Linked DNA regions of Homo sapiens: all the other regions are linked to region 2. A link is a loop called in an ENCODE intact Hi-C map of the cell type or tissue named here. Cell type or tissue: ascending aorta. All regions are shown on one strand.

Evidence for each region. A loop is a pair of places that touch in the nucleus more often than their neighbours do. Peaks named below come from ENCODE experiments on the same cell type or tissue, not always from the same donor. Only the 100,000 strongest peaks of a DNase experiment are listed, where the experiment ranks them.
Region 1: a loop joins it to region 2, with 2.1 times the contacts of the local background. A loop is called at or near these places in 4 of 110 quality-filtered maps.
Region 3: it touches region 2 in a loop (2.9-fold over the local background); 11 of 110 quality-filtered maps call a loop at or near these places.
Region 4: it touches region 2 in a loop (2.5-fold over the local background); 7 of 110 quality-filtered maps call a loop at or near these places.

What each region holds. Positions count from the first base shown.
Region 1 is chr5:54,758,068-54,766,067 of GRCh38, forward strand. No RefSeq gene overlaps it. Among named protein-coding and RNA genes, the nearest start is that of LINC02998, 18 kb to the left of the region's middle. In ascending aorta, no CTCF peak of the experiment used is centred here; DNase peaks (open chromatin) are centred at 2,630 and 3,244; H3K27ac peaks cover 2,259 bases.
Region 2 is chr5:54,696,967-54,704,966 of GRCh38, forward strand. All of the region lies in intron 1 of LINC02998 (long intergenic non-protein coding RNA 2998), which reads right to left. The region is part of intron 1 of LOC105378969 (a long non-coding RNA gene); the gene reads left to right. Among named protein-coding and RNA genes, the nearest start is that of LINC02998, 43 kb to the right of the region's middle. In ascending aorta, no CTCF peak of the experiment used is centred here; DNase peaks (open chromatin) are centred at 4,425, 6,335 and 6,856; H3K4me3 peaks cover 1,636 bases; H3K27ac peaks cover 8,000 bases.
Region 3 is chr5:54,840,766-54,848,765 of GRCh38, forward strand. It overlaps the pseudogene CSPG4BP. Among named protein-coding and RNA genes, the nearest start is that of LINC02998, 100 kb to the left of the region's middle. In ascending aorta, CTCF peaks have their summits at 4,576 (motif pointing left) and 4,776; no DNase peak of the experiment used is centred here; H3K4me3 peaks cover 1,055 bases; H3K27ac peaks cover 1,585 bases.
Region 4 is chr5:54,821,778-54,829,777 of GRCh38, forward strand. It overlaps the pseudogene CSPG4BP. Among named protein-coding and RNA genes, the nearest start is that of LINC02998, 82 kb to the left of the region's middle. In ascending aorta, no CTCF peak of the experiment used is centred here; a DNase peak (open chromatin) is centred at 3,424; H3K27ac peaks cover 6,925 bases.

The DNA.
Region 1 (8,000 bases), 61 kb after region 2:
GTCCAGGTAAGTGTTCCAAAATCGATAGGGCAGAGTCCTGAACCTCAGAGACCCAAGCTTCTTCTACCTTGTTGCTCCATCATCCTTGGCATAGCTTCTGTGCCTGGCACAAGATGGATACTTAAGCCTCCACTGTACGTCAACATTCCAGCCAGCAAGAAGATGACAAAGAAAAGAGAATAGCATGCTCCCTCTTGTGATGACGCTTCTCAGAAGTTGCACACAGCACTTCTGCTTACATCGTATGGACTGGAATTTAGTTACACATCCAATCTAGCTTCAAGTAAGGCTGTGAAATGTAATCTTTATTTTAGGTGACCAGGAGTCCAGCTAAAAATCCAGGAGCAATAGAAAAGAATATAAATGAATAATTAGAAAAGTAGCCATCCTGCCATACAACCTAACCGGGATTTTCCCCTCCCTAAGTTCCAGGCTCATGACTGTCTGTCCTGGGGTCAGCTCTAAGAAAGTGACTTTGGGATACTTTGTCAGATGCAAAAGCTCAGGAGCTGGAGACCAACAAATGAATGGGTCCTGAAAGGGTAACCAAGAAGACCTTATGTTGGCCTCAAGGAATTTACTTGTATTGCTTATTTCTTTTATTTTCAATCCTTCCTTTGAAAAAAGTTTAAAATTGATTTTAGAACTACACAAAATGAAATGACAGTCTACATTTTACAGTAAATTAAATAAAAGCTAATATCATATACTTTATCTTATTTTGTTTTATATCTTTTTATTTTTTCTAAGAAACTGAGAAATGGGTTGTGTGATTTTGCAGAACTTATTTGTTAAAGAACTGAATCATAATTGCTAAACTAAGAAATTCTTGCAAAACTACAGGTAAAGGAAGGTGAGGGCACGTGTACACAAATGCTCGAAAAATGGTTATAGAAATATTTCTATCGGGAAGGTAAAATTGTGAGAGGGAAATTGGCAGAGCATGGTGGTGTGCGCCTATAGTCTCAGCTACTCGCGAGGCTGAGGCACAAGAATTGCTTGAATCTGGGAGGCAGAGGTTGCAGTGAGCCCAGTGAGCCAAGATCATGCCACTGCACTCCAGCCTGGGTGACAAAGTGTGACTCTGTCTCAACAACAACAACAACAAAAAAAAAAAAAAAAAAAAATTTGTGTGTGTGGGGAATTTGAAGATTTTTAGATATTTGGGTAAACTTTTAAATAAACATTTGTTTGCCACGATCCCTTTCAGTCCCAAGTGGTAGTCCTTCATATCTAGCTCCAGGCTCCCATTGTCCTGAAATATTTTGTCATTTACTATCTTTTTTCCCAAAGGAACACACCCTGGATTTGCCACTATTTTCCAGATGCCCAAACTTGAAGCCACCTTCAATCACCAAATGGTAATAACCACTCGCCAAATTAACTGCATCAACCACCGTGCAGGAGCCCTATAGTGGAGAAGCAGGGGAATAAGTGCCTTGACTCCACCCTCCTTCCTCCTTTCCTCTTTTCTCAGGCTCTGCATCTGCTGAGCACAGAGGAAGACAGACAGAAAGGGAGCCTCTTGATATAGCCCATGCAGGTGACCTTCCTGGACACAGAGCAGGGAAAAGGGAGAAGCAGGGGAAGTGTACATGATGGGACACACTAAGAGGTCACCAACACATCTGTTTCTGTGAAATGTCTCACAGACAACACAGCCTCTTCTTCCCCCTCCTCATGCACATAATATTCATTGGAAGTCTAATTGTATCCTTTTAATTATCTCTGGGCAGTATAATATAATGGATCATAATAGCTAACATTCATTGAATATTTAACATGGGCCATGCACTTGAGAAAACACGTTCACAGATTAACTTATTTAATCTTCATAACAACTCTGTGATGCAGATAAAGTATTAATTTCCAAGGGCTTGTTTTTAATAAAGTAAGAATAAGGAGAGGCCAGAAGGATAAATAATTTGTCCACAGTTGCTTCTGAGATAAGTTATATTTAAAAAAAAAAATCAGGACAGCATCTTAGCAGGTAGTAAGTGCTAGAACAATTTTAGCCATGATTATTAATGTATATCTACACAGTTACTAATCCTAGTCATAACAATTCTTTGAGGGAAATATTGTCATCATCACTTTGCATATGAAGAAAACAATGCTCTGAGAAGGCAGGTCACCTGCTGGCCAGCGCAGTTCCTTGGACAGTGGCGGGCCTCTTGGTGCCACATCACAGCTTCTGTTCATTCACATTCTGTTCATATCACATTCTGTTTAGCATGAATGTGATGTGAACATCATATCTACCATCTACCTGGTGAAACTGATGATCACCTTTCCAGGCCTGTCATTTTCCCAGTTAGATATTGACAGGCCAACATCTCAATTACATTGCATTTAGTCTGCCTGGAGTTTTTCCTAAGCTCTAAATGATTGTCAGAGAAAGGAAAGCTTGGGTTTAGCCACCGTTGGCATCTCTTTAATTTTGATCCTAATAGGTACTCAAATCTGCAACACTTGCAAGATTTTTTTAAAATTTGTCTTAACTTTATTCTTTATTTTATTGTGAAAGAGTAAGTACGCTAGCCTAGCTCCAATCACAGCAGAGTTGAAATAACCCTCGCCTTGGAGCGTTTTCCATGACCAGCCCTCCACCACCTAGCTTTTATTTCCTGTGGTGAAATGAGATGATTCACAATGCTCACACAGGCTGTGCCATTCTGCCCCTGTGAAACTTTTTTCTTCTGCTGTGATCTGGAACCTCTTGATTTAAAATGCATAGAATCCCTGCTGGCAGAGCAGGTTAAACCCAGCCTAGACATTTTAAGATTTAAGCCTCAGCTATCTGGAAGAAAACTAATGGTGAGTCTGGACTCATACCAGAACAATTTTAGGAGTTCTATACTGGTACTGAAGCAATCTTGCTGGACTGCTTGGAAATGAATCTGTTATGTTCTGAATTCTGTTATCTTGGACAAGAGATTTATCTTCTCTGGGTCTCAATTTCATTCATCATTCACTCACTCACTTGTTCAAGAAAACTTCTTCGACACCTACTCAGGCAATAAAAGTCCAAAGTAGAATTAGACTCAAATGGCATCATTGAGCATAGCTCTAGAATAAGGATGTTGAAATAGATGATGACAGAAGTTGCTTCCAAATCTAACTGTTGACAAGTAGAAGATTCCATATGTGGAATAGGTTAGTAGGGTTCTTTCTCTGTCTATCATACAAGCTCCCCTGGGATGTGGTCTTGCTCCATCCTGGAACTGGGAATGGTAGGAAATGGCAGTGATTCATACGTGCATGCTAAACAACCATCTCTATTGCAAAAGCCCCTGTCCCAGGCAGAGCAAAGGTCAACACAGCTGACCTGAAGCAGTTTGAATAAATAGGCAAGATCTCAGTCATTGTTCTAGGGATGGCTCAGCCCTCTAGATTGAGAGATCATCAGTTTTCATTAAAGTGTTAACATATTTTTGAAGGGATGCAGTTTGCCGGTGGACATCTGAAACTGGGTGCAGAGTTAAAGAGTGCCACATGCCACTGCATCTGCTTCAAATTATGTTCTCCAGAAGACAAAAATACAGCTCCATGAGTCTAAAAATACATCTTAGCTGTTAGCCAAAAATGCATTTATTCTTGGATTCATAAAAATGCAGGCCATGTGAAATATGTGGGGGGCATGCACTCTCATAGAAAAAAAATTGACCAAAGAGAAGAAAAAGTTAATATAAACCTTAAGTATCCTTTATTGAAAGAAAGGGGAGAAGGTGGAAATGATGAGGCTTTGGAGTGTGACTGGGAAGCGGAACTAGGAAAGCTGTGTCTTCAGGGGGAAGAAGGCTGCTAGGACCAGGCTGCCTTCTGCCCCCATCCCATCCACAGGAAGGCCCTGAGCAACTGTGGATTGGGACTTCACTTCTGCCCACTTGGGGGAATTAGTAAAGCCAGTGGCAAGGACCCATCGCAACCCCAAATCTTGGCATCATGGTCTGTGCAGAGCTTCTCCAAGAGTCTGTGATTAGGAACCAGTTTGTTTGTTTTTTTCTTCCAATTCATGTGGACCAAGATTTTTATAAAATATAATAAGAATGAATTACTTTAAAAAAAGAAATAAAAATGACATATAAAAGAAGCCCCATTTTAAAATTAATAGATTAACAGATATAAAATTATCTTTCAAAATCAGAATGAACATGGTAAAAAAGGAAAGAATTACCATGAGACATTTCTCAACATGTAGTCTCAATATCTGCATTTATTTCAACATGGATCAGGAACAGTCTGCGCAGCCCACATTCAATAGCACTGGTGTGGCAGAGTGTGGATCTGAGAGGTTTTCAGCCCAACTCCACACTTGCTAATGGTGTGCCATTGGCCACATAAGCCTTTCTAAGCCTCTGATGGAAGAATAGCGGTAAAGGTCAGCTATTATTTCCATTACCATCTATATTAGTTTCCTATTGCTGCTGAAACGAATTACTACAAATTTAAAGGCTTAACACAAATGTATTCTCTTATAGTTCTAGATGTCAGAAGTCTTAAATTGGTTTCCCTCAGCTAAAATCAAGGTGTCTCTAAGGCTGTGTTCTTCCTGGAGGCACTAGTGGAGAATCCATTTCCTTGTTTTTTCCACCTTTTAGAAACTACCCTCATTCCTTGGCTTGTAGCTCCTTCCTCCATCTCCAAAGTTGGTGGCATAGCATCTTCAAATCTCTCTTTGGCTCTCACCTCCTCTTCTTCCCTCTTCCACTTCAATGGACCTTTGTTGTTATAAAGTCCACCAGTATATAATCTAGGAGAATTCCCTTATATTAAGGTCAGCAGATTAGCGACCTTAATCTGCAACATTAATTCTCCCTTGCTGTGTAATATAACATATTCCTATTGAGCATATTCAAATTCACGGGGATTCAGATGTAAACATCTTCAGGGAGGGGGTCATTATTCTATTTACCTCATATCTGATGTCATTTACTCAGCCACATTTATTGAACACTCACTCCACACAGATAGAGTTCTAGGCTTAAGGAATATAACCGGATAAAGGCTGAGATAGGCCCTGAGTTACAGAATATGTTACTGAAGAAGACCAACATTACACAAATTATTAAGTACTAAAAAGGAGAAGTATAGAGTATTATAAATGCATTCATTAGAAATCTTGATGTCAGCTGAGGGGGAAAGTGTTTAATAAATATCTATAGATACAGGGCACTACTCTGCATGTACATTAACAAAATAACATAATTTAATGAAAAGTATTATAACAATTGTTTCAGACCACTTATATCAGAAAAACTTGGGAATTTTATTAAGACTATCAAGATTTCAGAATATGAAGCCCAGAAATTTACATTTTATGGAAACACATTTATATTTGATACATCTACTACCTCACTGCCCTCCCTCTTCCCCTCCCCACACCATTCGCGCAATGAGTCCTTTCCACAGTACAGTCTGAGAATCAGGATTTTAGTGTAGTTTCCCAAGCTTGCCTAATCAAGAGAACCACTGAGGCTTGCAGACCAGGTGCCCTCTACCAGGCCTACTGAATTAGATTATTTAGGAGGGGCATCTGGGACTCTGTATTTAAAGGCATTTACATAAGTCTTACGATCTGACAAGTTTGGGAAACACAAGTGTAGTAAAAACCAAAAAATAAATAAATAGCCAGTGGCCAGGGAATCAAGAAGTTTAGCTTCTAATCCCAGGTCTTCTACTTTATCACCTCTCAGAACTTAAGGATCTACATTTGTAATATTCAAGCAGTCATTCTTGAATGGGGAGATTTTGGCTCCCAGGGCCAAAATTGGGCCTTGTCAGAAGACGTTTTTGATTGTCATGACCATGGGCGAGGAAGGGAGGTGATACTGGCATCTAATGGGTAAAGCCCAGGAATGCTGCTAAACATCCTACCATGCACAGGGCAGCTCCCCACAACAAAGGATTATCCCAACCAACATGTCAACAGTGCAGAGGCTGAGAAACACCACATAGAAGTGATTTGTTAGGAAGTGTTCCCAGGTAGAATCCACAAGGGAGAAGGAAAAGGAAGGATAGGAGGCCAATCAAGGGTGAGGTGTCACGCTAAGTCCCATAGGGAGTCTCTGGAAACAGTGCAGTTCTCACTGAAGTTGTCCTGATGAGCGGCAACAGAGCTGGGGGTATTTATACCCTTGTGTAGGTCAGTCACTGATTGAGGACTGCTCCCTGTTTCAGTTCTCTAAGTGCAGGCAAAGCAGGCTCTGGAGCCTTTTTGGGGACCACCCCAGTCAAAGCCCCAGGTACAGGCTATTGTGAGTAAAAGAACACAGGGGGCCTGTAAGGGAGATTCCTAACCTAAGGCAGAGCATTGACAGGCTCAGCTACACAGGAGCAGTAGTTTTCCACTGCTGCTTTTTCACTGCACATCTTTAGTAGATAGAATGCTTTTCCTGGAAGTTCAATATACAGCACTGCTAAAAAGACATGCTGGTTAAAGAAGAGGAGAGTGAAGCCTGTCTCCTTCTCCTAAGTTCCTCTTCCCCAGTTCCTCCTCCCTTGACTTAAGAGACTCTCCTCCACAGACTTAGAGCTTCTTGGAAGACACGTATTGGGCCACCGCATTAGCCTACTGGGGCTGCCATACCAAGTACCACAACCTAGGTGACTTTCACAACAGAAATTTATTCGTTCACAGTTCTGGAGGCTAGAAGTCTAAAATCAACAGGGCCATGCTGTCTCTTTGAAGACTTAAGGGGAAGATTCTTCCCTGTCTCTTCCAGCTTCTGGTGTTGCTGGGAATTCTTGGCATTTCTTGGCTTGTTCATGGCCATCTGCTCCCTGTGTGCTCACATTGTCTTCCCTCTGTGCATCTGTGCCCACATTTCCTTTTCTTATAAGGACTCCAGTCATACTGGATCAGGGCCCACTCTGATGACCTCATTTTGACCCAATTACCTCTTTAAAAGCCCTATTTCCAAATACAGTAACATTCTGAGGTATTGGGGATCAGGACTTCAACATATGAATCTGGGGAGGAGACACAATTTAGCCCATTACAGACACAGTTTCAAACATCCTTTGCCTCATTAAGCTTTAGTGTCCAATGGTTTTATATTAAGAGCTTAATCATCCTTCAATTGTATATTCTTAAGTATTTGTGTGTTAGATTAGGTGGCTTGAACACTATCCTCCAGAAGTTATCACCTTTAGTGGACCCCAAGAGCACCCCAAATAGCTACTTCATGCACATCCAATGCAACAGTCAAGGAGGAGAAGCCTGAGGGTCATTGATGCAGACTGAGCGGAGCGAAGCCTTCTTCATGCACACTAATTATGCCATATGCAAGAAGACAGAGTCTCCCATGTGATCTGTAAACCATCCAGGGAGGTGCCCAGGGTAGAGATGCTATTCCCATCAGAAAGCTGGGAAAACCAAGGCTCAGAGCATGATTTGCCCAAGGCCACATGGGCTCCAGCCTTCACTACTCATTAGCCAAGCATTGCGATTTTTCTGCAGAACCAGCTTACCTGGTCTCTTCCGGTTAGTCAGGAAAGGCCTTATAAAGAGTGGAATCTGTGACCAAGGAGTGAGGAAAGATGATATAATACTTTGACTACATCATATCTCCCTTTGGAGAAAAAGTAGTTATATCTTTATAATTTGGTCAAAGAAATTTAGTTTAAATTGAAAGCACAAGAACTTTTTTAGTGGGCTTACTTGTGTGCTAACCACTTTTCTACGGGGTTTACATATGTTAATCAATTTAATCCTCATAAGAGCCAACAGAATTGATACCATTATTATCCACATTTTATGGAAGAGGAAATGAAGACACAGGGAGGGGCTGGTTTACTAGAAGAGAATTCATTTCTGTAGACACTTCTAGTAATGCCAGCTAATAATAGAAAGAGCAATAAAAATATCTGCCAATTATTGCATGCTTTGCATACAGTTTTCCCATTCAGTCCCCATAAAAACCCCTAAGAGGTAGTATTTCTGTCTCCATTTCATAGATGAATAAACAAAGGCCCCGAGTTCAAGTAATATGGCCATG
Region 2 (8,000 bases):
CCCTCAAGCCCCTCCTTTTCTTGCCCTCCAGGCAGAAGTGTGGAGCTGCTGCTGCCAGCAGGCCTAGGCCAGAGGAGCACAAAAGGGCAGGGTTCTCAGCTTTAGAGCTGGGAAAGGACGGCCCAATAAGCGTTGGTGTGGGGAGAGGAAGAAGTATCTACTAACTACAAGACCCACTGACAACTGCTTGGCTCACAGCCTCTGAGGCCTGAATTTGAGGAAACAATTTTGCTTCGGATCTGCCAAGAAAGTGCATTAAGCACTTAGATCATTTACAATCCTAGTAGACTTTCCCCCTCGCATTAATTTCAGGGAATCCATATGCATATGTCTTTCTTTGACTGGCAGCCTGGGCAAGTCTCTTTCTCCAGGGCTCTGGGTTCCAAGTAACCAATTTATAGGGAAACTTTACAGAATCCTATTTAGTTTTAATGCTGGGATGCTTGGATGACACCACTGGTTGTCTTCTTTCAAAGGCTTTAACTTCCTTGTTCCCTCTTTTCCTTTAACCCCGTGGCTCCCCAAGCCAATAAAAACATCTAAAGGTAAATAAATCCATCAAGGTAGCTCATAACTGAAAACACTTATGTTATACTGGAACCAGTAAAATAGGCCATGTTCGGTTAAACTTCCCCAACTGCTCTTCTACCTCCACTCCCAAAACCAAAAAATAGCATGCTCTGTTTTTAAGAGTGTCTATTTTTCTTGTTAAAAATAGATGTTTCTACATTTAGTATTTGTTAAAATAAAAAAATCAAAAAGCTTACTTGCAAACCAGCAAAGAACCTAATGCGAAGAAATTGCATTTAGATTGATCTGGAGGGGACAAATACAAATGGGCTCTGCATTAAAATGGTTCCCACAGCTGAGGTTTCTGCTTGATTACGTTAAACTCAAAATGATACCAATGTGAGTGTCCTCAAATATAGGCTAATTTAATCAGAGTCTATTTTCAGTGGTTTGGGGAATGGGGCATTGCTGTGGTGAAGGAATAAAACTTTGTCTCTACCGACACTCATAGTAAGTGACCCTTAGTCACTTAGTGATTTTAACTAAAGCAACTTGGTCATACAGTGGCCTTCTCTAGGGGCACCGCATCTGAAACTCTCCATGGGATAGCCAGCAGCTTGTCCCCCACGTCCCTATTTTAGTGCTATTCCTACAATTTCCACCTTGTTGTAGATACTGCTGGCACTACAGTGGCCCACTATCATTAAGATAAATGGCCTGGGCTCTTAAAGTTAAAATGCAAATACTTTGAATCAATTGAGTGTTTTCAGCTGTGAAGAGGGATGGGCACTAGCTTCCCCCTCCTAAGAATCTAGACTTTGTTGGTTTCTCTGAAGTCATTGTCAAATATGGGAAGAGCTGGGATGAGTTTGGTAGGGCATATATCAAATATCAGGAGTCCTGCCACTCCTTGCAGCGTGATTTCTAGGAAATGTCCTGAAAGCTTGTCCAGATTGTCAGAAAGAACAAAGACTTCCTGTCCCTTAGATGAGGTTCTTAAAATTAGAGAATGTCTGAAGAAGAAATATCTGGACCCCAGTAAGGTACAGAAGCTCAACTCAGTGAAGATCCGAGTGTCACAGGCTGGGTCTCCTGAATAACAGACTTGAACACAGGAGGTTTACGCAGGAGTGCTTTGCAGATTGAACATGTGTAAGAGAAGAGAAGAAAGTAGGACTGGGCACAGTTGAACTGTGATGATGGATATCTCAATGGAAGACACAGTCAACCCTGCAGGGAGTTCTGAAGGTGAAATCACCTTCAGTGGTGCCCCCCATGGAGAAGAGGAGAGAAAGGGGATATTATGTCCCCATGTTGATTAGTCCCTGGATATGAGCCACCCAGGAAGGAAGTGAGTCCTTAAGCTAGGTGGCTCAGGGTCATCTCATCAGTTTGGAAGTGCCTCAAATCCTAAAGGGTGATCTAGGCTGACCATAACCACATCCATCATAATCCACACATTGCACTACTTGGACCCAGTGCTTCAAACAGGTTCTGGGAGCAATGCCTCCAGGATTTTAGTGGGCCTCTCTTCCAGAGGGAAATTTAGGAGAATAAGGTTAGTGGGATGAACTACAGCTGCCGATGATCTCAAGGCCAAAACAAACACTCATCAGGTCCCTCCTTTTCTCTCCATTCTGGATTTCTCTAACATTTCTGTGGACTCACTGGCTTATGTGGTCCTGTGAGTCAGACTTGGAAGGGTCTGAGCCCCTGATCACCATGCCTTTCACAGGCCAGGTTGCTGCATTTGACCATTCACTGTCACAATTAAGGAAAGGAATACCAGGAGGCACCCAGGGGAATCAACTGGTTGCTAACTATATTCCTCTGTGCCCTTATTGCCTAACATCAGGAGTCAATTACTTCTGCCAAGATGGTGATTCTTCTCCATACCTACCTGTCCCTTGCCATGAGGAGCTAAAGTGCCCAAGCAACAACCACAGCTTATCATCCAATAAGACTCAACAGAAGTGTCGGGCGACTCACAGGGAGTTTGAGGATGGGATAACTTATGCAGCTGTGGTGACCAGGAATTGGCCAGGACTTCATAACCAGTATTGATCAGTTGTTGGATACTGGTCACCCCAGGAAATGTATGTGACTTTGGCCATGGAGCTCTCCATGGCAATCACTGGCCTCACTTTTTCTGTTGAAATGTATTTGGAAGTGTTTAAAGGCATTTTGTTTGTTTGTTTTTACAAAAGTTGGGTGGTGCTGTTGGACTTTTTGTAGTTTCTTATTCCTTGGAAACATGTTTATTTCTTTAAACATAATAAACATTTTGTAGTCTGTATCTTATAATTTTAACATTTTAGGTCTTTATGGTCTGGTTCTATTGTCTATTTTTTTCTGCTAGTTCTCATTTATGTTGTCATGTTTATGCAACAAGTCATATTTGACTGTAGACTGGTTGTTGTATTTGAAAAATAATTTGAGAGTGATTAAACTCTGAGATGACAGAATTTTTCTCTGGAGACCATTCTTATTTGCTCCCGGAGCTTTACCAGTAAGGGATCTGCTTAGTCTAAGTTCAAGGCTTGAGGCTCCTTGGACCATCCAGTTGATGCAAACCTGGGCTGCAAATCCAAGCAAAAGTTGTTTTCCTTTAGGCTTTCTATTTCCCTGAGGGCATAAACCTTGGATCTCAGTTTAATATCTATGGAGAGAATGGGCTCCCCACTATGGGTGGGCCTAGGTTTTCACTTTTTTCCTACTTGCTTTGTGAGGCCACCGAGACAGCACCTCAGTTTTGCATGTTTCTTCAGGTTTGGAAAATGCTATTGAGGTCAAAGCAGCTTTGTGTGCTCAACTTACTTTCCCGGGATTTTGTCTTCTGTACTGTTGTAGATTAAATCTTCACTATCTTATTAACTCTTGGATTTTTTAAGAGAAATAATGTAAGAAAATTATTTCACCCAGCTTTTTAATAACTGTCCTTATTGGGAAGGAAGAAACCTCTAGTGTTTCTTGCTTGTAGTCAAACCCTGTGGTATTTTCTATGAGAATTCAAGGTGGGTGGGGGAGGCATTTTATTAAATACCTTAAATTTGCAAGCTTCTTTTGCTCATTGAAGTTGAGGTCAAGTAAGTCATATATTAGCTGTGCATTTTTCTAAGAATTTAGAATAAATAAAATTTAAAACCCACACTAAGCATGGATCTGATTTTCTACTTAGAATGTAACAACATAAACATAAGATTTTAATCAAATTATCAAAATTTCTCTAAATCCAATAGGATATGATACCTAAACTTTTAAAATAAAGCTGTAGAAATATCTATATCGTCAACGGTATTTTTAAGTTCTTCATGGCTTACCAGTTTTGATACCTTATTTGAGGAAAAGAAAGTCCGCTATTTTTTCAATATAGTAGAGACATCATTTGCAGTGACAGGAAGAAAATTCAGGCCCTCCTTGTAATTAGAGAGCCGGCACATAGTAATTACATGAGAAAATCCTCTCAGACATAACAATGTAATTGTAACCATCCAGTGTAGGATAATTTTCCTTACCTAAAAAGTGCCAAACACAATTAATGTTGACTAACTTCCAAAAGAATAATGAACTTTCATCTCTCAGATTCAAAATTACTCCAGCCTAGAGAGACGAGTTCTTTATTTCGGGAACTAGTCACCCGCAAATGGACCCTCATGACATAAATGAAACCCAAAACTCTTTTAAGTGCCAGATTTATTTCCGTGAGATCAATTTAAACCAAAAAGATTTCATTCTCTCAGAAAAATTATTCCTGCTTCCTTGCAATGCTGTGGTTTATAATAGAGTTATTATTAGCTTTGACCACAATTATGCCACTCTGACAGCTCCCACCTGCCTGGACCAAGAGTGACTTCTTATCCCTGGAATGCTGGTTACTCTTGTTCTTCATGCTACTGGGCTGGCACTCAGCATTGCACAATGATGCTTAGCCTTTTATGGGCATAGCTATTTCCTCAAGGAGACTGAACTCTTGGAGGACAAGGACCCTGCCTTGGTATGTCTTATTATAGATCCCGGAAGTGCCCAGTACTGGCCCCTTTTATAGAAGATGCTCAGTATTTGTTTGTGATGGTAATGATGATTCATGTTTGACTTGGGTGACAAATTAATTTTATTCATTCTGTTTCCTCAACCCCTAGCACATTGCCTGGCCCAGAGTAAGTACTCAAGAAAAGCCTACTGAATGAATGAACAAATGAATTAATGAATCATTCGAATTTTAAAAACTAGTTAGAAACACACACATACAGAATGGAGAACATTGTGAGCAGATTATTTCTTAGCCTTTGTTTTTAAAAATACAAAAATAATCTCACTTTCTTTTCTTTTCTTTTAGTTGACCACAAGAAGATAGGCTGTGACTTAATTGTTTTAGCCAAGTGCTGTTAAATCTCACGCTCCTTTTTCTTGACTCAGGAATACAGAATATAAATATAGAGTGCCCTCCTATCTCCCCAGTGTCATTGCCTTGCTCTGTGAACAAACCCAGAGGTCCAACGTTTGTGGAAGGCCGTCTTCTACTCACTTCAGAAGACGAATATGACAATGTGACCCATTCCCTGAGATGGTGAGTGCATAGGACATTGGAAAGCTGTCTTTGACCATAACAAGAGGAAGATGTCAAAATGATGTAAAGAAACAGGTTTGAACTTCAGCTAAAAGTTAAATGACCAGCACTGAATTCACATTGAATCCCTCCTTTGCTAAAGTATTACTTACCTGATTAGACATATTATCCACTAAGAGTCCTTCCAGCTCAAAGATTCAATGCAGTATAGTAGGAAATAATAGATTTTAAAATTTGAAGACCTGAGTGTCAAATTCTAGTTTCACCTTTTACAAGTTGTGTGACTTTGAGTAAGTCACATAATCTGTCTGACCCTTCAATTACTCCTGTGTGGACTGGGATGTACCATTCCTGCACGATTTCTCACAGGATAACCCGAGTCTCATTGAGGACATGCATATGAAAATGCCAACCACTAGTCAGATGTTAGACATTAATTGATAGTTAAGGAAACAGGGGCCCTGAGAAGATAAATATCTTCCCAAGAGACTCTAGAGATCCTCTGGCTGAGCACTTCCTGAAGCATTTCCTTGCCAACAGTGTTAGTTCCACAGAACACTCATTTCACAAGTGGCAATAGCCATGACATAACATAATCATTTTAAACAAGTATGGGAAATTCTGTGCTGAACAAAAATAAGCACATTCGTTAACTGCAGGACTTATCAGAGCCATTAACATGGTCATGTCCTTTGTGACTCTCTAAGCATTTCCTCCTCTTAATAGACAAGCTGTCACAAGATTAGGATTCCATGGAGCACAACATGGGAAATGCTGACCTAGTTTATTGCCTAGGTCTGATTTCACAGTCCTCTAATTCAGTGCTACTGCAAGTACCCAAATACCAGGTTGGTAAATATTTGTTCCTCATCTGTGATGAGAAAAAAAGCTTATGAAATTGTAAATCAACAAGTCATCAAAAAGTCTTGCTACCGAGAAAAAAAAAAAAGAAAAAAAGCCTGTCAGTGGAACGTAGTGAACTTATTCTGGTGCAAGCTCCACCAGTGTGCATACCAGCAGTGGTCCCCAGACTATGCTTTGAGTAACATTTCTCTAATTAATTGGATAAAGATGCAGCTTTAGTGAAAAAGCAGAATCTAAAGAAAAGAAACCTTTTTCATACCTTGTGCTTGGCAGCACATGTGAAGTCTGGAAGTTGTCTGATTCAGAAAGCTCCAGGCTCCCAGCAGTCAAAGGGTTGGCCATCAGGCAGATTGGATTGCTGGTTGGCAGCGTCCACCCGAGCCTTCCTAACTTCAGTTGCTAGTGCACTAACTGGACACAACCCTTAGTCATCACACTGGAGAGATGATCATCCCAACAGGATACAAAGCCAAGCCCTGCAAGGCTCCTTTCCAGACAAAAGCTGATCTAACTGAGCTGTACAAAGGGCAGGCAAATTAACTTCCTGTTAGCTCTGTAAAAATACTGGGGAAACTCTCCCTAAACAATAATCCCCAAGTGAGGGTTTCCATGAGAAAAAAGTGATGCAGTCAAATGAGGGAAACTGAAGAGTTTCAAAAAGGGCTAATTTGCAAAGATGTACTGGGTTAAAAGGAATAGTGATTGTTAAGCATGGAGTGCTATTACCACCCTTAGAGGGAAGGTCATTGGACCTGGAAGCTATGAAAGAGAGCTGCCTGCTTGACGGGCGCTTGGCCTTAGATCGTGGAACATGGACTCTGAGACTCACAGCCCTGCAGGGAGGGCAGGCAATGCCCCAACCTCACTTTTCCCTCTCCATGCAGTCTTTGCCCGTGCATCTCATTGGCTCTCTAACCAGAAGCCAGGGGACAAAGGAGCTTGTCGCTATGGTCCGTAAATGCCTATCGGCACAGCAGGGTGGACAGAGGATCTGGAAAGGTAAATGAAAATCATTCATCACAGCTCACCCCGTGTGCTCCTCTGTGGCTCTCGGCTTTGTGAGCAGCACATGAAGGGTGCTGGCCAGTGTGGAGAAGTGGAGAGCAGATCTGGAAGGACAACTGAAATCCATCTAGCACAGTGTCATTCTCTTCTGAGCTCAGAAAACAAATTGAGTTACAGTCGTGAAGGCTTTTGGTTTCTGTTGGCCTCTCTTGTCAAGACTTTTGCCAATCCAGTCATTTTTCTCCCTTTCAATGCTTTCATGGTGCCAGGGTATCAACATGCCTTTGTGCTGATCACAGTTTTTTCAGAATCCAATTCTCAAGACAAAATTAGGGTGGGTATGTTTACACACTAAAAACTCTGCTAATAAACACTAATATTTCAAGTATCCATCTTACTTATTTAATTTTTCTCTCATTTTTAGAGATAGGGTTGATTTGATGTTATTTTCATGTACTCAGACTCCTGATTAAACACATTTTCATGGTATAAATCTATTACTCTCTACCTAGCTACTTCTTAAAGCCTTTTTGCCTTTAGGGTTCTGATGACGTTATTACTGTTACAGACACATGGATATTAAGTGTTTACATTAAGCATCTGTCTGTAGGAGTGAGGCTGTGGATTCAGGCTGTGCAAGCTGTGAAATGCCTGGATGTGAGTGGAGGAAATGGCTAAGTAATTGCACTTTGTGCATACCCATTACAGCACTTAGAGTGGGCATAATGCTTGGTTGGGTGTCTGACCAGAAGCCCAGGAGAGAAGAAACTCCTTGGAAATAAATACTCTGTATTATCTTTCTCTGTATTACTTCCATTCTCTCCAATGATTACCAAATAGATTTATATTGACTAACTAACACAGTGACAGAAAGCCTACATCCAAATGAATAGTTCTGTTTTAACAGGATCACTTTTGGAGGCAATGTAATGGTTTCAACAATTGCTGGAAGATCTTTGTCTGCATCAACTTCTACTGGGCAGTCTCAGCCTTGGTAGTAGGAAATATTTGTTTTGTGAGCAGACTTTTTTTTTTTTTTTTTTTGAGACAGGGT
Region 3 (8,000 bases), 140 kb after region 2:
TCTGCCCTTATAATCTATAGGGAAAGACAGACAACAAACAAATATCCAATTCAATCTATACTATAAGGTCAGGTATTCTGGGAAAGGGATGGAAAGTGGCAGAGAAGGGATGCTATTTTAGTGGTGTTCAGGAAAAGGCTCTCAGAGAAGCTTATATTTGAGCACATTACTTACTTAAATTTGACAATTTGAGTAAGTAAAATGAGAGTTATAGGAATGCTAATATTTGCTATCATTAGCCTTACTAAAACATGTCACTTTTTTAAAGAGTCCAGTGCCTGGAAAGTTTCTACATGGCCTGTAGTTTTCAGTCATATGACCATCACATTAACCACTGATTAAAGTGCATTTTAGTTTCACATTGTTTTTCTCTATAACATAGCAGCATGTACAAAAACTAGCTGGCCCTCATTGATTTGTGCCTGGGAGAAGTTCTGAATGCTTTGGCTGGGAAAGGACTTAAGAGCCAAATGCCCATTGCTGGGTGTAGTGACCCAGTAGGCCAGGTCCTGTGGAGAGGAGTCCCCATCTTCTGCACAGAGGTCACCACTGGTCATCTCAGTGAAAGAATTCATCAACACCTTAAAAAGAAGAGAATCACAGATCTTTTGAGGACCAATGTCAATCACATCACATTAGTAAACTGGATAGCAATGACGTCCTGTCTCCTTGGACAAAGATTTAAAATCCAAAGCAATTCACCAGAGTTTTTAAAGCATGAAGTTTCTTCATTTGAAACAGATGTATAATTAAATGTCAGGTGAAATACAAAGCCTGAAGTAGTGTTTAGTTAATTTATGAGGTTTATGAGGTTTCAATAAAGAAATAGGATTCATAATTAATCCAATTTCATTATGTGAAGTGCATGTACATTTGTATAATGTAGAAAAACACCAAAAATTGATGATGACTAAGCACCTTTTGTGTGCATGGCACATGCTGGATACTCTACATGGGGTCTCAGATAATTCAGAACCTATCTCATAGGATTGATTTAAGGATTTCCATTCATTGCTGTAAGACGCAAATTATTTCACTAGCTTTTAAATGGTTGAGGGAAAAAAAACACACACACACTGCATATTTTTCTATCCTATTTGTCCTACCTGTCTTGCAAGAACACAAATATCTTGTTCTTATGGCCTTGCAATGTTTGCTGTGCTGATAGCACACATCTACAATTGTATCTGAGTACTAGTTCCTATTTTCCAATTACATTTAAAATCTATTTACATTGCCTAAACATCTTAATTTAACGATTCATCAAGCATTTATTGAGCATTTACTATCTTCCAGACAATGTTCTGGGTGTTTGCTATACATCCGTAACCAAAAAAAGAGTCCTGTTCTCAGGAGCCTCCATTCCAGCAGGAAGGGACAAAGGGACACAGAGAAGAAACAATGGCATAATAAAGAAATGAATTAAACAATGTGTCAAAAAAAAGTCACAGCACTATGAAAAAAAAGAAAAAATAAAGCAAGATAAGGGGGGCCTCAGGAGTGAGCAAATGTTAAGTATGAGGTTCAGTTTGAGGAAAGACTGGAAGGAGGTGAAGAGGGAGCCAGTGAATATGTAAATATCTAGGGGAGGACCATACAGGCAGAGGAAACAGCCCAAAGGCAGGCCTCATCTGTTGGGAGACTAGGAAATCGGTCAGTTGGAAGGAGCAGAATAAGCAAGATGAAGAGTAAAAGGAGATGAGTTGAAACATAATGAAGGTTGTCATATTGTTCGGGGTCTTGAACGCTACTGTAAAAACTCTGGTTCTTCCTTGAGTGCAATGATGGATCATTGCAGAGTTTTAGGTGAGGAGTGACCTGGTCAGACTCATGTTTTCACAGAATCCTTTGGCTTCTGTATCAGGAATAGACTCTGGGAGGTACAAGGTAGAGGCAGAGAGACCAGTTAGGAGGTGACTACAATAATTCCAGAGAAGGATGACAGAAGAGAGTGGCCCCAGAAGTTGCAGAGGTGGTGGGAAGTGGCCAAATTCTGGGTGTCTGTTGAAGACAAAACCAGCCGAGCTTCTGGCTATTTCAATTTGGCGAGGTGTGAAAGAAGGAAAGGCGGTGAGAATGACTCTATGGTTTGGGCCTCAGAAACGAGGACAGGGTTACCATCAGTTGAGATAAGGAAAGCTGAATGTAGAGTAGATTTGGGGAGTAAGATCAGGAGTTCAGTTTTGAACATGGGTTTAAAATGTTTATATGGACACTGAATCACATTTGATGGAATTTGGCTGTTTTGAGTTTCTCTAATCATGCAGCCACAGGATACTTCACTAACACTAAAGACAAGTAGTTTTGTCACTAACTCAAATTTCACATTTATATCTGTATTTGTATTTATATGTATTTTTCTTACCCACAGAAACACCATGTGCACATACCCATGCATAAGAACTTTATCATCTTCTACGCTTTTTCATAACTTGTTTAAAAATTCAGTCCTAAATGACTTAATAGATGATCTCTCCAGTTAAAGAGAACCATTTCCCTCAGTAGAAAGAGCAGTTTGTGAAATAACTTACTCCAATTAGATGATGGATGGCATCATCTAATAACTAAACAGAACTTGAGACAGGAAACTCAGAAAGTATATAAGATTCCTATGTTTTCATGTCAGGCATAATGGGGCTGGAAGATAATCCATTCTGCTTCCTTCTAATACACCAACTACTGATAACACAGGAAAAAAAACTACTTTGTGAATTATCCTTTAATTTCTTAAAAGTTAACAGATGAGACCATAAAGTAATTATACATAAATAAATACCCACATACTCCACATATATACACATGCGCATGCACACACACACGAACTTACACTGCCAAACCAATGTTTAACTCCTCAAAGTAGTTATGTTGAAAAATAACATGTGCCAATAACAATAGCACTACTTGAAATTCTTTTAAATATTTTCAGGTTGTTCAAGAATGCTTGATTTAGTTTCTGTCCAGTTAAACCACCTGGGTTTGGGTCACTGCTTTGTTGCTTACTAGCTATATAACCTTGGGCACATTTCTTAACCTCTCTCTGCCTTAATTTCCTCATCAGTAAACTAGAAATGATAGAGCTGTTGCACAGACTGAGTGACTTAATATATGAAAAGTGTTTAGAACTGTTTCATCAGGCACATAGTAAGCATTCAATAAATATTAGCTTTATATGACCCATCTTCTTCATCAGATTTGGCTTTGAGGACAGATGTGACTTTTTAGTATTTCCAAAAAGTCACTTAGAGTGTGATTATTGCCATTATTGAGGCTATTCTATAACATGTACTGCAGATTTTGTTTAATCTTCCAGCATTCTTTCATAACTTGGGGTGAATAGTTTATCTGTTTAATAATTGTGTTGTTGATGGACATGCCTATATCTTGCCATTTGAATATGCCTACTGAAGATTTTGCAGCACTAAGCTCTAAGGACATCAGCTTTTAAATAGCTACCAGAAATGCGAATCAATACAACGTTCAAATAATAAGGTTTTGGCCTTCATTTAAACCCACAGAAAGGCTATAATAAAATGCGCAAGTTGGACTGTTTAACAAAATTCCAAGCCCACTCATTCTGGTTTTTCACTTTTTACATTTTTTAATCCATCCACATATCTCATCCTCATTTCTTCTAGAGCTCCAGCTGACTTGGAAATGTGCTGCCATTTCTCTTCTCGTGACTTGTAGAAACAATCATTTTTTCCAAGGCCATACACACCAAGGCTGGACAAAGCATGTTTTCCACTGCAGCTACTCTGCTATGGAACACTGCTTTCCCTCCCTCTCGCCTCTGAAATATACCATCTTCCAAAACAAATGGAAAACCTGCCACTCAAAACAAGATCTAGTAGCCTCAGGTCTCATTTCCACTCAAACCAAATTTAGTTCAATTAACGACCCCATTGCTTCAGGTAAGGCCTGATTTAGTGCCCAGTGCTTGGTAATGGAAACTTCAGGCAGATGAGGAGAAGGAAAACAAAGACCCCCAATTTGAATTCAGATTTTAAAGTGATCCAAAGCCCAAAAAAGAATAGTTCAAAGCATAAATATCAGAAAATAACACAAACCTGGAATAATAATTTTTAAATTGACCTTTAGCTTTAAGAAGAGTTTAGTGGTATTTAGAAACCTAATTGTGATCCCATTTAATCCTAGTTGTAAACTTAATATTTAAAAGCCCAGACCTTTGGAGGCAGAGGTTGCAGTGAGCCGAGATCGTGCCACTGCACTTCAGCCTGGGTGACAGAGCAAGACTTCGTCTCAAAAACAAACAAACAAACAAACAAACAAAAACAACAAAGCCTAGACCTTTGTTGCGTTTCATACGAGGGATGTGAAATGCTCATGAATTCACTCTCCCACTGTTGGTCCCCCGAGAGCTTCAATTGGCATTTCAAACTTTGCTGCCTTAATTCTTCTACTGTGACCAGCTCTCAAAGCTCCTTTTAGTGATGACAAGTATTTCTCAAAAGCAAGCAAATGGTTCTATTTTCAGTATAAAAACAACAAAACAAAATGTATAGTATTACTGAAAGAGGAACTTGAAAAATAGGAAAATGAAGCCCCCTTGTGGACAAAAATATGTTTTATCAGATATGCACAAAATTCACTGATCATATTTGAATACAAAAATACTCAGTAGAATATATTTCAAAGTAAAATGCAAAGGATTCACCCAAGATGGCCTAACTCCAATTCCCAATTCCAGTTTGTTGGGACACAAATGATCTCTTGTACCATTGAATGACCTTGGAGATCAGCTGAAAGAACTGTGGCTTAAGGAAATGTTTTAATTTGTCAGGAGAAAGAAGTGTGTTTTAAATGGTGGGACACAGAGGTTAACATTCTGATTGCTGGCTATGAACTCCCTCCAGAGTCTGAGATGTTATCAGCAACTCTATCCCCCACGCTCCCACCTTCTTCTCCCACTTAGGCTGCAGACAGACTTTCTTGCCACCTCCTCCAGGCCCAGATGACAAGTAGGGAGAGTGAGTCATCATGCAGGATAATCCGAATGTCTTGAGAACATGCTGTTTGAAAAGTCAGAAACAGCACTGAATCTGAAGACTTTATCACATTTGCATTTGCATAACTGCCTTTGCCCCAGACTCTGCCACTAACTTTGTTATTTTGGGCAAATCGCTTAACCTCTTGATCTTTAATTCCACCTTCTTAAAATTGGAATAAGAGCAATACTCTCTTTATCTGCTTCACCAGGTCCTTGAGCTTCTTCGCTAACTATGAAGGAAGAAGTGAGAGAACACTGTGGTGCCAAACTCAAACTCGCATTCTAGCTCTGCCACTTGCTGTCCACCAGCAGCCCTTCTGCTTTGGACCTTGGAGAAGTGTCAAAGCCTCTCTGCATTGCAGATTTCTCATCTTTAAAATAAAAATCATATCCCAGAGAGTTGTTGAAGATTCACTGGGTAAATGTAAAGCGCATAGAACAATGCCAGGCACTGTAAGTACTATGTAAGTAATAACTATCATTAGGACCATGTAATGGACCATGTAAATGGTTGTTATTATTACTGTTTGATATGCTCTGAAATATAGAAATAAGAAACATCATCATCTGAAATAATCTCCTAAGTTTAAAACTTTGCCTGGAAAGAAGTAACTGGTAACCATAGCTTTGGAGAAACTATGTTATTGAAAACTGCATTCTCGTGGCTCTACTATGTTGATAAAATGCATATGCTATATCTATTAGCTTTCACAAAAAAGTAAACACACCTGATGTGTGAAAATTATTTAATAATGTTAAAGGTTATCAATTTATGAGAACACTCTGCAATTGATCAATACACACAGTCTTTCCAGAAAGTTTCTATGCTCATTTGCCATTGTTATTACACATTCTAGTGGATAAAAGAGATACCACACTCCAATAAAAAATGAGGGGCAGATATTAAAAGGATGTTTTAAGGAATCGCCACACTGACTTCCACAATGGTTGAACTAGTTTACAGTCCCACCAACAGTGTAAAAGTGTTCCTATTTCTCCACATCCTCTCCAGCACCTGTTGTTTCCTGACTTTTTAATGATCGCCATTCTAACTGGTGTGAGATGGTATCTCATTGTGGTTTTGATTTGCATTTCTCTGATGGCCAGTGATGGTGAGCATTCCTCAAGGATCTAGAACTAGAAATACCATTTGACCCAGCCATCCCATTACTGGGTATATATCCAAAGGACTATAAATCTTGCTGCTATAAAGACACATGCGCACGTATGTTTATTGCGGCACTATTCACAATAGCAAAGACTTGGAACCAACCCAAATGTCCAACAATGATAGACTGGATTAAGAAAATGTGGCACATATACACCATGGGATACCATGCAGCCATAAAAAATGATGAGTTCATGTCCTTTGTAGGGACATGGATGAAATTGGAAATCATCATTCTCAGTAAACTATCGCAAGAACAAAAAACCAAACACCGCATATTCTCACTCATAGGTGGGAATTGAACAGTGAGAACACATGGACAAAGGAAGGGGAACATCACACTCTGGGGACTGTTGTGGAGTGGGGGTAGGGGGGAGGGATAGCATTGGGAGATATACCTAATGCTAGATGACGAGTTAGTGGGTGCAGCGCACCAGCATGGCACATGTATACATATGTAACTAACCTGCACATTGTGCACATGTACCCTAAAACTTAAAGTATAATAATAATAATAATAATAATAATAATAAAAGGATGTCTTAAATGTCATAAATTGCCTACACAGGCTATCAAAATCAGCAAGGCCAATTCCTGGATGCCTCTTGGCTCTTTTTCATCAAGTCTAAATTATGTTGACATTGTTAATAGCCATTGTGATTAAATCATAAAATTTCAGTGCACAAGACTTCATCATTCTAAAATCCTGACAGCAATTTCATTCACATTATACTGTAGACACAAGGAAAGCAACACTGTGATTATACACCCTAATCTACATCCCTTTTTCTTGGAATATTTAAAATTTCATAATGTGTTATTTTTCTTCCTTCATAACTTTGGGCCACAACAGCAGTATATAAAGTGGATCAGTCAGGTTTGCAGACAGTGTGGCTGGTACTTCCATCCCAACCTCCTTTCCTGCTGAAACGAACAAGGCAGAGGCGCAGGGTCAAGGGCAGTCAGGGTTAACCAGCAGGCAGGGCTGGGACCTTGAGGAGTCACAAGGAGACTTCAAAGCTGAGGGCAACAAACCTGACTCCCCACCTAGAACACAGAGCCCTCTTACGTGTGGTAATGTATCCTGATAAAGCGGGACTTGGGGCTTGTTATAGGCTGTGTCAACTCTAGCACTACTCTATAGTACCAGTTTCTAGTGTCCTGGTGGATAGAAGTTCTAGTAGATGAACTTCTGGGACTTGACTCAATCCCATAAACATTATTATCCCAGATTATCCCAGAAACAGGTGGAGTGATGAAAAAATGTGTGATTCATATCTACAAAAGAATCTAGCTTTGCTAGGTCAGTAGCTTACAATGTTTTTTCATTAATACCAAAACTAAAGAATACATTTTTCAAAGCAACCTAGTATGCATATATATATTCTTATGTGTGTGTGTTTAAAACTCTATATATATGAAGCAAAATTTTCACAAAAAACAATATTTACCCTCATTATACACAACACATTCTGATACTACCCATTCTATTTAATTTTTTAAAAAATTGGTTCTGACTCAATTAATTTCACAGCCCACGCCACAGGTTGCAAGTGGGGGCTCTGGGCAAAGACATCCTGGCCACAAGACCCGCCCGCTCTTCTAACCATATGACTTTGGTCAAGTAACTTAACCTTTCTGTGCCCCAAGTCTGTTGCAGTCTTCATTTTATTTCAAGAGTCATTGAGAGAATTAAACGAGAAATCATTTAATCATTTATGTGATACTTTTAGAACTGAGCCTGAGTCTTAGCAGGGGGTCAATAAGTGCTGGCCTGCTTCCCTGTCATTATCTCTGAAAGGCCTGTGGAACAAAACTGTCTGG
Region 4 (8,000 bases), 120 kb after region 2:
ACATATTTATTAATTACAAAGGGGAGAACAGTACCTTCAAGTGGATAAACCTGAAAGCAACACCTGACCAAGTGACAGAGGTAAACATCCTCAGTCCTGGGCAAAGTGAGCCTTAGGGCCTCTGATGGGAAGCTCTGAGAACCCAGCAGCTCTCCCGGTATTCCTGCCCCAAAGGCACAACCTAAATAGATCTGATCATAAGGAAACAGGATAAAACACCAGGTAAGACCAGACTGAGGGATATTCTACAGAGAACTGTCCTGTACCTAGCAAGAAAATGGCAAGTTCATGAAAGGGAACGTGACTGAGGAATGATTCCAGCTTGAAGGAGACTAAATGTCAGAGGCATTCAAACCAGAACAACTCCATCTTGAGTAGGGGCTGGGTATAAAATAAAGCTGAGACCTGTTGGGCTGCATTCCCAGGAGGTCAGGCATTCTTAGCCACAGGATGAGATAGGAGGTCGGCACAAGACACAGGTCACAAAGACCTTGCTGATAAAACAGGATGCAGTAAAGAAGCTGGCCAAAACCCACCAAAACCAAGATGGCAATGAAAGTGACCTCTGATTGACCTCACTGCTCATTATATGCTGATTATAATGCATTAGCATGCTAAAAGACACTCCCACCAGTGCCATGACAGTTTACAAATGCCACAGAAATGTCTGAAGTTACCATATATAGTCTAAAAAGGGGAGGGGCCCTCAGTTTTGAGAACTCTCCACCCCTTTCCCAGAAAACTCATGAATAATCCACCCCTTATTTAGCATATGAGCAAGAAATAACTATACGTATATTCAGTCAGGCAGCCATTGCTGCTGCTCTGCCTATGGGGTAGCCATTCTTTCATCCCTTTACTTTCCTAATAAACTTGCACTCACTTTACTCTATGGACTCGGCCTCAAATTCTTTCTCGCTCGAGGTCCAAGGACCCTGTCTTGGGGTCTGGATTGGGATCCCTTTCTGGTAACATAAAGACATGGGACAATTAAACGCTACGTTTTATGCTGTGGACTTTTTCTTTTGCTAGAAAAAAATTTACTGAAACAACTTGTGAAATTTCAGTAAGGTCTATAAATTATGTAATAGTATTGTGGCAATGTGAATTTCATGGGTTTGAAAATTATACTGTGATTCTGTAAGAGAATGGCGTTATTTCCAGAAAAAACACACTGAAATATTTAGAGATAAAGGGGCATGGCAGCAACTGGCTCTCAAAGTCTCCGAAATGTGTTTGTGTATGTAAAGAGAAAAATGATAAAGCAAATGTGGTTAAATGCTAACATTTGGGGAATATGGATGAATATTATACATGAATTCTTTGTACTCTATTACAATTCTTCTGTAAGTCTGAAGCTCTTTCAAAATAGTTAGAACATGATACTTTAAAAAGTAAACTTCATAATGTTTTACTACATCAACTTCAACTTCAAGAAGGGACAAGTAATCCCTCTTCTCTGATGACTCAGAGTATGCAGAATGGGGGAGGGAGACCCACTCACAAATGCCTTGGACACTTAAAAATCAATAAGTAATTTTAAGATCAAGATATAGGGTCTAGTTGGTCCCCATACCTGCCCCATCTCACCACCACCACCCAGCTGCCTCCTCTAACCTAGGCCATTTCACTAAGACTTTAACGAGGCTGTAATCCTGCCTTGCCTATGAAAGGGTGGATATGTGGTTCCAAATCCTACAACTTCCCAGAGTAGTGCTGTTACAGGTAGTTAGGCATTAGCGGGGCAGGAGAGGGCTCTCCCCGACAACCCACTAGAAATGCCAGGTGATGGCTCGGCAATTATTGCATTGCCTCTCTAAAAGTGATAAATTGGCAGCTGGCACCAGGGAGAGGCCATTTCCTGATGGTCCACACCTGTTAATGTTAAAGTGTTCAAGAAAAGCAGATCCCAGGGAGAAGAAACTTCCCGGGCATGCATATTAAGAGACAAAAATGGCAAAGTATGGTCTTCAGGGCACTCCACCACAAAAAGGAAAAAAGCCTCAGATGGACATGGGTACAACTTCCTAAGCACACTGCATGTGTTCAGTTCCCAAGGGTAAGGAAGGGACTACACATGCAGGAAGCCCACCCTAAGGAAAGAATTATGGGAAAGAGGCGAGCCTATAGAGCCCTAGGATCAAGGTAAGTGTCCCTTTTTTCTCTCTTTGACCTTCAGGTGCCCACTTGGATCTCTTTCAAAGATTATTTCCTTTCTTGTCTGTTCTAAAACCTTTTTAATAAACTTCCACTCCTGCTCTGGAACTTGCCTCAGTCTCTTTTTCTGTTTTATGCCCCTCAGTCAAATTATTTCTTCTGAGGAGGCAAGGCCTAAAGATGCCACAAATGTGTACAGATTCACCACCAGTGATTTGGGGTGACTCAGATCTCTTCCACTGCTAACAGTGCTTTCATTTGAAGGGGCAATATTATAATATCCCTCAGATCTCTGAGATTTAAACTCTCTGGATCTCATATCCTTGATGTCTAGGGAACCACAAAGAAAACCATTTGTTAATGCAGGGTAGATTTTGAATCTTGGATTGATCAGATCTAAATTCAAGTATAAATGTCACCAGTTTTCAGCTCTGTGACCTTTGTGCAAGTCACTTAATCTCTCTGAGCCTCAATTTGTGCATTAAAATATGGAATAATAACTCACTTGTAGATATGCATTTGACTAAATTGGTCTATTGCATATCAGTGTTCAAAAAAATGCAGGCCCTGGGCATTTCTAGGTCTTTCAAGAAAGCTAAGTTCTCACCAGCCAATTCCTTACTGGAACATCAGAGGATTCTGGTTAAGATGGGAGGCTATAGTCTTTTTTATACTGAATCATGGATGTGAATATTAAGCAATTAGAAAGTTCTAAAATATGCCTAATAAAATATTTTCCCATAAAAATGAAGGAATTTATAAGCTAAAATCTTGGCACATTGCAAAAGCTTACTTCTGGTTGCTTTGTAAATAAGTATTTGTTCACTATTCTAAAAATATTTGCCAAATGGACAAATAAACTACTTTAAAAGTGCCATACAAATCTAAAGTATATACATTTTTTATCATGAAGAAGAATTAAGGCCATCTAGCATATTTCTTACTCATTTATTTAACAAAATCACCTAGACAACACCTAACTTTTATTGAGTCCTAAACACAAATTCCAGGTGCTCTATGAGCCGCTTTATATAATTTATAATTCATGCATAGACAATAAGTTGGAGAGCCTAGTTTTGAACCTAGCCCTGCATGACTCCAGAGTTCACACCTTCTTGATTACCTAGGAGCCATGCCTACAGTATGGAAAATTCAGTGAAATTCTAGGCAGCAAAGAATTTCACAAGATATGCTCTCCAACTCCAAGAACCCTGGTAATGTGGAAAGTCAGTTGCAAGTATGAGTAGGGCAGACTAGTGCCCTTTTTTGGTCTGGCCTGAAAACAACATAGTCACTATTGGCCAGGGCTTGTCCAGACTTGTAATGACTCAAATACATGGCTCATTTTATGTATTGTATTTATTACAAATGGCAAATTAAAGAAAGGCTGCATTCCCATTCTACTATACTATACTATACTATACTATACTATACTATACTATACTATACTATACAATTTTTTTTTTTTTTTTTCTGAGACAGGGTCTCACTCTGTCTGCACTCTGGAGTGCAGTGGCATGATCTTAGCTCTCTGCAACCTCTGCCTTCCAGGCTCAAGCCATCCTCCCACCTCAACATCCTGAGTAGCTGGGACTACAGGTGTGTGCCACTATGCCCGGCTAATTTTTGTATTTTTTGATAGAGACAGGATTTCACCACGTTGCCCAGGCTGGTTTTGAACTCCTCAGCTCAAGAGATCCACCCACTTCAGCCTCCCAAAATGCTGGGATTACAGGCACTACTGCCATTTTTGATCAGGGAGAAAATCTCATTATTGTATTAAAGAGAAAAGACATTGGGATTAAAGAAAGAGGAGTTTTTCCCAAGAGCAATTCCTGTTTGGGCACCAAGGTGACTGACAGATACCTGCCTGCTCAAGGCTAAGCTTTTAAAACCTGGAGCCAGAGAGCTAAGGATCACTATGAGTGTCCTTGGATGAACCCAAGGATGAAGCAGGAGCTCAGATGTACTATGCTTGGGTGGACGGGGGTCAACTGTGGAATACAGTTTTTTTTTTTCCTAAAGGCATTCTACAGGTCTACAGAAGTACACGGGACAGGACTGGGGGTAATGAGATCACAATTGTCAAACTTGACCAAAAGGCAAGGCTAGAACACTCTGGAGAATATCTTCATTCTAAGGGTGTCTGTAAATACAGCTCCCTACAAATCTGATAAGAAAGCCAGAGCATGAGTCCTTTCCACTGATCCTTCCCAGAGTGGGGCTTAAAAGTAGCTTTTAAATTCCCACTGGAGAAGAGAGTAACCAAATTATCTCAAAGTCAGCTGGGAGAAGGAAAAAGAAGAGATGGAGACATGAATCCACTTGCTTAATTCTCCACAACACAATGGTTTTGTCCAAGGTTCAGGTCTCTGGACTGGACAGTCGTTGGCCAGAAGGAGGAAGAGAAAGAGAACTGGCCAAAAAAAAAAAAAAGAAGAAGAAAGAAATCTCTATGCCAAACAGATATCCATGGGGAAAGAGACTACAGAAAGCCAAACCATTCAAGAGGGTAAAGTCTGCAAAGGTCCATGAAAATTAACCAAAAAGTACTAAAAGCTAACATTCTAAAGATACCAAGATGCTGTACTCCTGAAAGATGAGCACCAAGAAACAGCTCCTCTCTGTTTGCCCTTTCTCTCTTCCACCAGACTGACATCACCATGGTTACAGAGAGCAGCCAGATATACAGAATTCAAGGTTCCCGGAAGAGATCAGAAGCCCGGGAAGCCCAGGGTGCCAAGGCTTAGAGAGTGTCCAGGAATCAGGCTAAACAAAGTGGGGCTGAGTTAAGTCCCAGGAATAATTTCCCTTAGTGGGAGTGGATAGAAGAGGCATTTTGGAAAACCTAGGTTCCAAAATGGTGTTACTTGGAAATCTGCAGCTAGAAATGGACAACTGAAAACCTAACCCAAATAACTATCCAGGAGTTGTGGCTCATGCCCTTCCATAACTGTGTCAGTCTCTCCAGAAACCAACTAGAATAAAAACCTTTTCAAGGAGCACAGCAAGATATCCATCTATAGCCCTACCTGGCAGAGAAGTCCAAATCCACGTTTATATAGACCTAAACATAGATTCTCATATGCCTTGTACCATTATACATGTATAGACCTTTAATAAAACTATCAAATGAGATCATATAAAAGGTTACTATTAGGAAACAGCAGAAGGCAGTATGAGACATCTTGCTTTTGTTATATGTGAGTGTAGTAAGCTAAAAATTGCCCCCCAAAGATATCAGGCTCTAATTTCTGAAAGCTACCTATGAATGTTCCCTTATATGGCAAAGACCTTGCAAATGTGATTAAGTTAATGATCCTGAGATTGGAAGATCGTCCTAGATTATTCAGGTGGGCCCTAACTGCAGTCAAATGAATCTTTACAACAGGGAGGCGGAGGGAGACTTAGACAGAAAAGGAGAAAGCAGTGTGACCACAAAGGCAGAGATGGGAGTGATGCAGCCACATGCCAAGGAATGCCTGCAGCCATAGAAGCTGGGAAAGAGGCAAGGAAAAAACTCCTCCTCACAGCCTTCAGAGGTTGCACGGCACTGCTGACACCTTGATGTTGGCCGAGTGAAATGGAGTTCAGACTGTTCTCAGGAACTGGGAGGGAATATATTTCTGCTCTTTTAAGCCACCAAATGTGTAGCAATTTATCACAGCAACCATAGGAAATGAATGGAAGAAAAAAGGACAAAGCACTTTCACAGAAATGGGATTTTGTTCTATCCGCTTTTTGAAAGAAATAGCCAACAGTTCTAAAAGAAAGAAACACTTTTGGTTATTCAAAGCCATTGGGCCCGGGCCCATCAGCCAATTTCCAGCTTGAACAATGAACAGGTGATTAAATGATAATACAATAATTTCTATATGTGGAAAAATATGCTAGCACATAATTCAATGAAGTGTAATGACAAAGCCAAAATTAGCCCAAAAGAACAAAAACTAGTGGAAAATGTCTGAAATAACTTCTATGTCTAGTCGTCATTAAGCTTATTACTGAAAAGATCCCAAGAAAGCAGCAGTGGAGGTGGGGGCAGGAGTAATCACTAACAGCAAGACCCTGAGCCTTCCCTGCTCAGAATATTCAGGGACCAAAGTTTAATAATCCATTCAGTTGATTGTACTCTCCATTAAGTTGTAATAAGTTAATTTCTATCCTATCCTATGTATGAATCAACATTCAGTTGATTGTACTCTCCATTAAGTTGTAATAAGTTAATTTCTATCCTATGGGAAGTGTTTTCACAATTTCTTAAAATGTGTTTTCTTGGTCAATAAATCAAGATTCTGGGAGAATAGGTAATTAGACAAAAGTCATAACCCAGAATTGATTGTATCATTTTCTAAATGTGGCCCTGGACACCTGTGTCCATATTGCAGCAGCAAGCAGAGACAAAGACAGTTGATCTCCCACCCACAACAGTACAATGGCTGAAATGCAATTACTGGCTTTATGGAAAAGCAAAAGGGCCAGGCACCATAAATCTCAAACTGGAACACTTTGCTTTTTAATGAGTCTAAATTATTTCAACAAGCACTGGAATTAAAATCATTCAATTAGCTTCATGCTGTACTTGGAAGAAATCAGTGCCTTATAGAATTTAATTTTTATTTTGTTTATACATTCTTTGAAATGAACAATAATTTTTCTAAATTTGTTAAAAGTTTTTATTTAATTTTAAAATCCGATGATTTACCTTCTCTGTGTACTCACATGCTTAATTCTTCAGGACACAAGATTTTGAGCAAAAGTTTTTGTGGTTTAGCTTTTCCCATTTAGGCAGATATAATTTATGGTGAAGGACAAAGATGTTGCTTGCTTATCTTGGGTAGGCTGACATGGTATGGTTTAGAAAAATAGTAAATTTATTCTGGGATAAGAAAGTATTTTTGGACTATGCCATAACAAGTATTTTCCTCACAATTATTTTGCCAAAGTATGATCTTAAGTATAATAGAGAGTGGAGGTTTCTTTCAGAAGCTGTATCCACCCATATATCGCCCGGGCTGGAGCACAGTGGCATGATCATAGCTTACTGTAACCTAGAACACCCGGGCTCAAACAATCCTCCCGCCTCTGCCTCCCGAGTAGCTGGGACTACAGACATGCCCCACCACACCCAGCTAATTGGGTTTTTAAAAAATGTTTCATGGAGACTGGGGGGCGGAAGTGGAGAGAGGTCTTACTGCGTTGGCTAGGCTGGTCTCAAACGCCTGGCTTCAAGCAATCCTCCTGTCTCAGCCTCCCAAAGTATTGGAATTACAAGCCTGAGCTGCCGTGCTTGGCCAAGCGTGAGTTTTATTTGCAAACGATATGGTGGTTTTGCCTCCCCCAGTGAAGGGCGGTAGAGGGCTGGGAACATTTAGCGCTTTCAGTTAAAGGTGTGAAAGCTCACTCAACCATCAACTGCCTAAAACACTCTCCCAACTTAGTAGGTTATTGGCTTGAATTGACTCTTGAAATTAGAAAAACTTATCAAGGAAGCCAAATAGTAATCAAATCCATTTGATCATTTATACTCAACTAAATAGTTCTGAACTTCTTTTACAATTGAAATTGTTTCCTGGGTATTATTTTTTTTTCATCAACGAGATTGAAGAGGACTAGTTATAATATGTGTTAATAAGTGTCTTCATTAAGCATTTCAGATAAAATGTTTTGATCATCTTCACCAACTCCATAACCTGTCTGCAGGTTTCTTTTCCTTCCCAAAATGTTCTGGAGGTGCTGGATAATAAATATGAGCCATCATAAAACAACTGAGAGTTGACCAGGGTCTTATTTGACAGAGGCCATAAAACTGTAAACTTTAGGAAAAGATTCACATTCTATTC